2 separate regions of the Mus musculus genome follow, and region 1 is linked to region 2. The links are chromatin contacts, found by Hi-C or POLR2A ChIA-PET in ENCODE. All regions are on one chromosome and are shown on one strand. Each heading gives the region's core, a stretch centred on a gene start or an enhancer-like site at or near the end of the contact. The rest is flanking DNA. Distances are from core to core; before and after follow the strand shown. Region 1 holds the start of Hmgn1 (high mobility group nucleosomal binding domain 1). Region 2 holds the start of Brwd1 (bromodomain and WD repeat domain containing 1).

Region 1 (4,668 bases), core at 434-2,933, 45 kb before region 2:
ATGTGAGTGTGACAGGGCAGGACAGGGCAGGGGTTCCTCCATCTTACATGTGAGTGTGACAGGGCAGGGGTTCCTCCATCTTACATGTGAGTGTGACAGGGCAGGACAGGGCAGAGCTTCTTTCATCTGTAGTCTTGCTCAGGCCATGTCAGGTTTAACTAGAATTTGATCTCCTTGATGGAGAATCCTGTAGAAAACTGCCCAACTCTATTCCAGGACCAGAGGCCAAGACGCCCCCAGCTAACTTACCTTAGCTGCTCTTTAACTGCTTGCTTCTGCAAACCTCCCCTGCAGCTACAGAGGGAGACAACAGGATATAACTTTTGCTTCTAAAAGCCCCTTGGTCTAAATGCTCCAGGCTACACTTAAACCCTGAATACCTGAGAATAGCCGCTGGAATAGACTTTGTCATTTGAGACATTTTCTCTATGTGGCCCTGGCTATCCTGGGAAAGAAAGACTTCCAATTGGCTATAAACTGTGTCTGAGTGGTCATCTCTGGTGGGCTTCCCGGAAGGGCAAACTTTATTTTTAAGAGGGTAAAATCAGGAGATTAAAACACCAAAGGACAGGAAGTGCATTTGGTTTTAACTCCAGTGGTGTCAATGTCTTTCCCCCACTAGTTGGGGTAGGACCTCACAGTCTTAATTCAGTCTGGCATGCATGAAAAGATGGGACCACAGATGAAGGGAACGGGGTCGCGGCTCAAACGACAAAGAGTCACTGCTGCAAGCCATCTAATCCCAGGAACACAGCAGTGGGCCTTTGGGGAAACAAGGGTTTACTGGGTAGGGGGATTAAAACGTTTGTGTAAAAATCTTAAACGGTGCAAGAGATAAAGATTCGAATTCCCTGTCCTAAATACAAGTTTTATGGTAGGCAAAGACATATATGATAATTCTTACAATTGAGCAGCAGTAATACGGCTGCGGGTGGGACTCTTGTACCCAGCCCGCTATCTGCATTCTTGAGGTATACTCAATATTAACTGCCTTCCATAAACAAAAGGTGCAATCTGGAAGTCGGAGCTAGACCCGACGCCGCTGCGCGAAGGACTGGGTCTGTAAAGGGCCGATGTGATTCCTGCACACAGTTGAACACAGGACGGAGGGGTCCATGCAGTGGGGAGGGCAAGAGCCCGAGACAGCTGCAAGACCTAAAACAGACATAGTTACCTAAAAATAGGCTAGTAAAGGCGCGTAGGACAGCCTGAGTCTGCGCGACCGGCCCGCGCGCGCCTGCGCACTGCTGGCTGCGCCTGTGCCCTCCCGGGCGAATGGCAAATCACGCCTAGGCACTGCTGAACCCGAGGGGTCCGCGGGTGGACTCCGCGGGCGGGCGCCTGGGGTCCGGAGCATTGTGGGAAAGCGATGCTGAGGCCACGTGACACGCCCCCACTTATCAGCGCGCAGGCCGCACTTTTGCTGTCGGCTTCAAACAAACTACCTAGCGGGGTCGGGCGACTCCGGCCCGCCCCTCGGCCGGGGTCGCGCCCGCAGGGGTGGGGGGCCAGGGGGCGGGGCGATGCGGCGGAGTGACAGCTCGCCGTGCCTATTCGGGAGCAAGGGCTGGGGCGCTGGCGCGCGCGGTGGGCCTAGACAGCCAATGGAGGCTGGGGGCGGCCCGGCTGGCGGGGAGGCGCGGGGGGAGAGGGGGCGGGCTCCAATCCGGTTCCATCCGGTTCTCCCACCGCCCCCGCGACGGGTCGCAGCAGTTCGTGTGGTGGTGGCGGCGGCGGCTTGGCAGTGCGGCTCCTCGGTGACAGATCCGACGACGCACGCGTCTCCCACCCCGCGCCGCCACGATGCCCAAGAGGAAGGTGAGTGCGGCGGGGCCGCGGCGCCCGCAGGGTTCGGGTCTGAGGGGCTCTGGAATCTTCGCGGGGTGCGGGCGGCTGGGCGTGACGTCACGCGGCCGCATTGTTCTCCGCTGTGCTTTCTCCTGCAGGTTAGCGCGGATGGAGCCGCCAAGGCGGAGGTGAGTGCGGGCCTCGGGTGGGCCGGGCGGATCGGGGCGGGCGGTGGGGTGCCGCTCACATGCGCTGCTCACCCCGTCTTTCTCTCCGCAGCCCAAGCGCCGCTCCGCGAGGCTGTCGGCCGTAAGTACCGCGCTCGGTCCGGGCCGGGACGGGAGCGAGCGGGCCGGGCCCAGCTCGCCCGCTCAGCGCCTCACACCCCCTTCTTTTATTAATTTATCTCTTGCCAGAAGCCCGCCCCTGCCAAGGTGGACGCGAAGCCGAAAAAGGCCGCGGGAAAGGTAGGTTTCGAAAAGGTGTCCAGGCAGGCCGCTTAGTTGAGGTTGTTCTAAGTGTTGGGGAGGTTTCTGGAAGGTGGGTGGGGGCGGCATGTAGTCCGTTCGCTCATCCGCAGCGACATGGCCTTTGCAGACGACCTGAGTTCAGTTCCCAGCACCCACAGGACAGCTCAGAAACATCCGTCCCTCCAGTTCCCAGAGGATCCGTGCCCTTTTCTGATTCCCAGCAGCAGGTACACGGTGCACATACGTACATGCAAAACACAAAAACTCAAGAGCCTGTATGAGCCGAAGATGACTCACTGGTTAAGAATGCACAATGCTCTTACAGAGGGACCTGAGTCTCTTGAGTGACAGCTCCAAGGGATAAGAGGATCTGATAACCTCTTCTGGCTTCTGCAGACACAGCCCGAGCATGCACAGACGCATAAGTATGCACGTTGTTTAAAAGTAAAGTTTCCCCGCCCAGGACGTTTTATGGAGCAGAGTAAAAATGGAGGAACTGTTTTCCCCATAGTTAGTTGGCGTTTTACCTTAAATGTTTGTGTGTATTTTGCCTGTGTGTGTGGGTAGGTGCATTTTGGAGGCCAAAAGAGGACTTAGAGTTAATAGTTTGGAGCTGCCAAGTGAGTGCTGGGAATTGAACCTGGATCCTCTGGGAGAGCAGCTGAGTACTTAACTTAGCCAGGGAACCGTCTATCTCTCAAGTCATAGTTTGTGATCTTTTCAAATACAGCTTCAAGGAATGGTGGTAATGTGGACTAGACTTTCTTGGGCTAGAGCAGGGCAGCAATCCTGACATGAAGACTGCCTGAGGGTCTAAGGAGTGTCTGTATATTTCTGTCCCCCGTCTCTTCTGTATGTATAAACTTGGGCATTCGTACCTATTTCCCTCTAATGTTTTTGTTTATATTTTGAGCTGCTTATAAAGTTTAAGATAAGAGCAGTTTAGGCTTGACTTAAGTAGGTTTGCTGCAGCAATTAACCATTTTCTTCTTTTGGGCAATGAGTTGGTAAGTGTTTTGTCTTTCCTTTTGCCTGCCTTCCAGTCCCTCTTACCTAATGGGGTGACATGCATGCATCCTGACACCTGGCCACCATGCTTAAGAAACAGATTTCCTTTGGCTTTCCCAAAGAAAAACTTGGGAGAAGGGCTTCATTTTTATATTTCCGCTAAACTTTTATGCCTAGTTTCTTTAATTACCTAACTAGTAGTATACACTTGGGTCACTCTTTAGAAGTAAACATTTCAAAGGCTTAATCATACATATAGCTTACAGGTATCTTATGTATACATATTTGGGAAGGTGGGCTTTCATGTGTGGCCCTAACTAGCCTCGAACTCAAGAGAGCTTTGCTTGCCTCTTTCGAATTAGTGCTGGGATTAAAAGTGCATCATTACACAGAGCCCAGGCATTTTATGCTTTTTTGCTGGTGCAGGGATCATACCCAAGTGGGCATCTGGCAATAATGGATAAATAGCCACTCTACTATAAGGTGCTACACACAGACACACACACATTGTTACACCGTGGTTTGCTTGTTTATATTGAGACCCTTTAAGGTGTGAAATCACCAGTACCCATAGGGGGTTTGGCTTTTATTGCATTTGCTTATTGGAGTGCTCTTATGCCACAGCCTGTGCAGATCAGAACTGTTCATTCTCACTTCCATGTACATGTGGAGAACTCAGGTCTTAGGCTTGATGTTTAAGTTATGTCCTCATGAGCTGGGCAGTGGTGGCGCACGCCTTTAATCCCAGCACTCGGGAGGCAGAGGTGGATTTCTGAGTTCCAGGACAGCCAGGGCTACACAGAGAAACCCTGTCTCAAAAACCAAAAAAAAATAAAAACCCAAAAGTTATGTCCTCATGATAATATCTATGCCTTACAGATTCTTTAAGCAAATAAAAATAACTCAAAAATTGATTTTTGTAGTTATCAAGCAAGGAAGAAACTGGCAGATAGCATGACTTACAGGAAGGTGCATGAAGGCAAATAGTCTTCCATGTGTGGGTACAAGTCTTGTCAAGCCAGTGGCTGTTGTGTGGCAACTAGATTATTCATGCTTAAAAGAATTTGAGGACCGGTAGGGTTACAAGCCTTTGCATTAATCTCTCGTGTGTGGTGATGGTGCTGTGGAGAAGTGCAGCGCAGGCTTAAGGTTTAATCCCAGCTAATGACAAGATTTAGAAGTCCTCAGCATACACTGTGTCCTTGTTGGGGTGGATCTCAAATTGTCTAATATGGAGGCTGTGTGAGGTGTCAAGATATCCGAAAAGTTTATAAAATGTCTCTTCTCTTGTTTTAGGATAAAGCATCAGACAAAAAAGTGCAGATAAAAGGGAAGAGGGGAGCGAAGGGCAAACAGGCTGACGTGGCTGACCAGCAAACCACAGAGCTGCCTGCAGAAAATG
Region 2 (4,775 bases), core at 1,109-3,608:
TTGTAAAACTACACTTTACTTTATGATAGTGTTAGGAAATGTAATACACACGTCCTTGGTCTATATAAACATTTAAAGGAACTGGGGGGATGTTTTAGTGGTCAATAACACTTCACCTTCCAGAGGACCCGGTATGGCACAAGGGAATATTCACATCAGAATGTCAAATAAACTGTTCTAGTTATGGATCTTAACGATTTAACTTTTCAGTCTATGTGAATGTCTGCTTTGCCAGTTTGTGCATATGTGTATCACCTGCAGGTCAGCAGAGGGAGCGATAGAGGGTTGTGAGCCATTGTGTGGTTGCTGGGACTTGAACTCAGGTCCTCTGGAAGAACAGTCAGTGCTCTTAGCCGCTGGGCCATCTCTCCAGGCCCTATCTTTATTACTTTGACTATGGCTTGTGAGCCTACTGCCAGTAGGTTCCCTTGGTGCTACACCAAGTCCATCTCTTTATCCTTATGGCTACAGTTCCAGTGGGTCCTCTTTGATTTACTCTCTCAGGTTTACTAAGTAATATTTTTCTGTATCTTGGTCTCAACTTGCAACCTCTCCTTGACTGGAACGTTCCAGTTTTCCCATTTTCAGCTGGAGACTCTCTGGTTGTGTCCATCAGTCACCCCGAATACTTGAACTAAACCTGTTTTAAAGGGTCTCATGTACCTTGGGGCTCTCCTCAAGCCGTGTGGATAATCATGTCCGTGAACTTCTGAACCTCTGGCCTCTGCCTGTGCTGGGATTAGTGGGTGCTTTGTTTCTGTGCTGCTCTGGATCAAACTCAGGCAAGCCCCCGAGTAAATGACAGAGTTCTTTGGCTTTCTCCTTCAGTTGCATGACATCCCCAGAGGAGTGAAAGTTCCATACCTTTCCCTCAGGCAAGTTGGTTTTTATCCCAGTGCCCTAAATCTTATCACTATAGTTCACCTTTCCCTTAAAGGACGCCAAACTGTTTCCATGGGAACGGTGGAGTTTACTGTTCCATTTTATCTTACCACTTGGTGTTTGCTGAGTTAGGATTACTCTGAATAGGTGGGCCATCTACATATTCATATGTACTTTCCATGTAATTAATGAAAGTCAACTCAGAGGCTGGAAATGCGTATTAGTTCATAAAATCCTTGAGCTCTGGAAGGAGCCGCACTGTTGGCTACAATTTACAGATAAGGCCAATTGAGACAGAGGTTAAGTGATTTGCCTAGGATCATACACCTGATAGTTGGAGCCAGTCTAAGGTTCACTGCCCGGGCACGACTGGGACACCTCGTTCTGCCTCCGCACGCAGGCACTAGAATGACTAGCTGGTACAACGCCTTGGTCACAAGACAGGACTCCTACAAATGACCTTGCTCGGTCAGCCCTTCGCAGGGGCGCAGGGGTTAAGAAAAGAATGCGGAGCCACCCTAGCACTATGTCCTAAGCCTAAGGAAAAGAAACAGCCGAACCACCCTAGACTCTTTATAGACACAAACAATTCCCTTGCCGCACCCTAGCCCGCGACAGGAGCTCGCTTTCCCGTTGGAAGACGACTGTCTTTTGGTGTTTGGGAATAAAGAGCCGAGGTCGTTTGAGGTCAGGCCTCTTTTTCTGACTCTCTGCTGCCCGATAAATCTAACAATGGCCATGTTTAGTTCTGTTCTGCACTCTACGTCAGAGCTTGTCAGCGCACACTGGACGTGGTGAAACAGATCCGGTTGGGTCAGGAGCCTAGAGCGGTAATTAGGGGGATTTTTCTGTAACTCTTCCACCCCTCCAACAAAACGACTGACACTTGTGGCCGCAGCCCGTTTCCCACGGGCCCTCTGAGTTCCCGTCAAGTCATCGCGGACTCCCAGATTCCGTCACCCGTACCGGGCATCTTTAACCCATCGCGGGGCGCGGGACGCGGGGCGGCGGGAGGTCGGGAGGGCAGCGGGTAAGGTGGTGTCGCAGCCTCCGCTCTGGGTTCAGCCACCCTCCTGCAGAGCTCCTCCCCAGCCTCAGGGTCTTCAGGCCCAGCCCAGGTGACCGTCCTCCCAGGCTCCGCCCTGCCCTGCCCCGCCCCGCCCCCTCCACTCCAGCTCGCCGTACCGCCTCCGCCGCCGCACAAAGGCCGGCGGCCGCCTCACCGCGCGCAGGAATCCGGCCACGCGCGCCCCAGCCCCCCCACCCCCCGCCCCGCGGACGCAGCCCCGGCTGGCTCGCCGCCCCCTTTTGCGCTTCACGCCCCCGACGCACAGGACGCCGAGGCGAGGCCCGCCTCCCAGCCAAGGAGCCACATCCGCGTCGTGCCACGCCGCCGGCTCCCCGCGGGGGGACTACTTCGCTCCCCGCCCCTCGGTCCCGCGCGACTTCCTGCCGCGGACGCGTCGGTGCGCGGCGCGCACGGCATGGCGGCGGCGGCGCGCGCCTGAGGAGCTGGGGGTACGCCGGCCCGGTCAGGCCTCGGCGCGGCCTACGCGCTCCACTTGTTCGCTGGTCCGCTCGCTCCCGCCCGGCGCCCCGCCATGGCGGAGCCTTCGCCGGCCCGACGTCCGGTGCCTCTCATCGAGTCGGGTAAGACACGGCCGCGCGTCCCCTGCCCGGTGTCGCGCAGCCGCCGCTGACCGTCCCTGTCTTCTCCCCGCAGAGCTGTACTTTCTCATCGCCCGCTACCTCTCAGCTGGCCCGTGTCGCCGAGCGGCGCAGGTGAGTGCCGGCTGGGCGAGCGGGCGGGCGGGCGAGCGAGCGAACCGGGGGCGAACGAACCGGGGGTGAGCGGGGCAGCTGACGGGGTCTGACCGCGCGTCTTCTCTGCCGCAGGTGCTGGTGCAGGAGCTGGAGCAGTACCAGGTCGGTCCGCCGCCCCCGCGTCCCCGTCCCCGCCCCCGCGTCCCGGTCCCGCCCGGCCTCCCGGCCGCGGTGGTCACCCGGACGCCTTTCGTGTCTCATTCCAGCTGTTGCCGAAGAGGTTGGACTGGGAGGGCAACGAGCACAACAGGAGCTACGAGGAATTGGTGAGCAGCTCCCGCGTCCTCCGCGCGCCCGCGCCCCCCAGCCGGGTCTCTGCTCCCCTGCGGGCGCCGCGGGGCCGCGCCCGGGGGTGGTCTCTGGTGGTCCGGCGTCCCGGGGCGACGGGCCCGACCCCCGAGGGCTCGCGGTGGCGGGGTGGGGGGCGGGATTTGGCAGAAAATGGTTTTGGGGGCGGTGCCGGGCGCAGGCGGGGGCGCCCCTGGCTCGCGGCCGGGCTGGGGCTCCAGGTGCGGCCGCCAGCCACTGAGAGGGGCGCTCTCATCTCTCTCCCTTCCCGATTTGTAACTCGAGCTCTCATTGGTCTCTCCTTTCTCTGCCCCGCCCAGACTTTCAGACCTCTTGTTCCCCAGGAATAGAGAGAGAGTCCTTAGTCTCCCAAGGTGGAGAAATGGCCCCTTCCTGTACTGTACTCCCTTCCTCTGTAGGATCGCACAGAGTTCTCCGTGGTGAATATGTCAGTGCGGCACCCCTGCTTCCCCGACCCGTGCACTGTGTGTTGACTGCCTTTAGAAAGTTGGCTCACACTTGATCTTGCTGTATGTAGCGGTTCAGGCTTTAAGTTGACATCCGTCAGTCGGTGTATTTATTTTTTGAGACAGGGTGTCATTACGTACCACTGTCTTGCCTTGAACTCGGGTAGGCCAGGCTGGCCTTGAATTCATTTCCTGCTTCTGAGAGCTCGGACTAAGCTCTCAGAAGCAGTTGTGTGTGCCTGTCTTAACATTTCCGAGGAGTGGTAACTTGCGGATTACATTTATTTTCCTTTGCCTTATTTTCCCTACTTGCTTAGAGGTTCTTGTGTATAGTTGAGTTTTATCCAGGTAACAGAGGCTTTGGGTGTTTATCGTTAACGAAGCACAAATGTTGCAGGAGAATATCTTCGACAATTTTAAGATAAAAGACTCACACTGAGCATATTGGTTACAGAAGGTTGAGATGAGTGTGTGCTGTTGATGTTTGGCTGCACAGCCCCGTTTGGCTTGGACTTGCAGTCCTGCTTCACTCATCCTCTGCTGGGTCGGGATTACAGGAGAGCTCACTGACTTCACCATGTGTCCAAGACCAGTAGTGAACAAAAAGTCAGCCAGGGCGTCAGTCATGCATGTGGGCAGTTCATTCTCTATACCTTGTTTTCCAGGGCTAAGGAGTTAACTGGATAACTAGAGGGCTCAGCAGAACAGGGCAGGAGTGCTAAAGCAGCGGTTCTCAACCCACGGGACCCACCCTTTGGGGGGGTTGCATGTCAGATATCGACATTGCAGTTCATAACAGTAGTAAAATTACAGTTAAGTAGCAACGAGAATAACTATGGTTGGGGGTCACCCCAACATGAACTGTGCAGGGCTGCAGGGCCGCGGCGTTAGGAAGGCTGAGGACCACTGGTCTAGAGCCTCTACCATTGTCCTTTCCACAGCCAGGTGTTGGCCGTGACAGGTGCAGTTGCTGAGTAAAACGGGGTTGCTGGTTTGTTGTTTAATTTGACTTTTGAGAGTTATTTTTAAGAAGCAAATGTTCAGGTGGGTAAGATGACTTATCTATAAAACTACTTTCTGTTACCCCTAACGATGTGAGTTTACTCCTGGGGACCCCGAGTGGAGGAGGGAGAGATCCTACTTCCACAAGTGGGCCTCTGCATTCCACCCTCAAGCCATGGCACACATGTACAGGCATGCAATGCCCTTTTCTTTTGTCTTTTTTGTTTTTTTGTTTGTTTGTTTGTTTTGACAGGGTTTCCTCTGAGTAGTTTGTTTTTTCCCTCCCCCTGACACCACCTACCTCTTTTTTTT

The links. A loop is a pair of places that touch in the nucleus more often than their neighbours do. ChIA-PET counts read pairs that join two places held with the same protein, here RNA polymerase II (POLR2A).
Region 1: a loop to region 2 is called in a map of gastrocnemius, with 9 times the contacts of the local background. The contact joins the promoter of Hmgn1 here to the promoter of Brwd1 in region 2. A Hi-C loop is called at or near these places in 13 of 37 maps with a recorded cell type or tissue (gastrocnemius, heart and left cerebral cortex). POLR2A ChIA-PET finds 5 or more read pairs at or near these places in 4 of 5 experiments (Patski and embryonic stem cell).

Annotation. Positions count from the first base shown.
Region 1 is chr16:96,124,740-96,129,407 of GRCm38, reverse strand. Hmgn1 (high mobility group nucleosomal binding domain 1) reads left to right here and starts at 1,683. Exons shown (of 6, transcript NM_008251.3): 1 at 1,683-1,818; 2 at 1,947-1,976; 3 at 2,068-2,097; 4 at 2,205-2,255; 5 at 4,563-4,668. The coding sequence starts at 1,804.
Region 2 is chr16:96,080,011-96,084,785 of GRCm38, reverse strand. Brwd1 (bromodomain and WD repeat domain containing 1) reads left to right here and starts at 2,358. Exons shown (of 42, transcript NM_145125.3): 1 at 2,358-2,532; 2 at 2,606-2,664; 3 at 2,779-2,808; 4 at 2,913-2,972. The coding sequence starts at 2,484.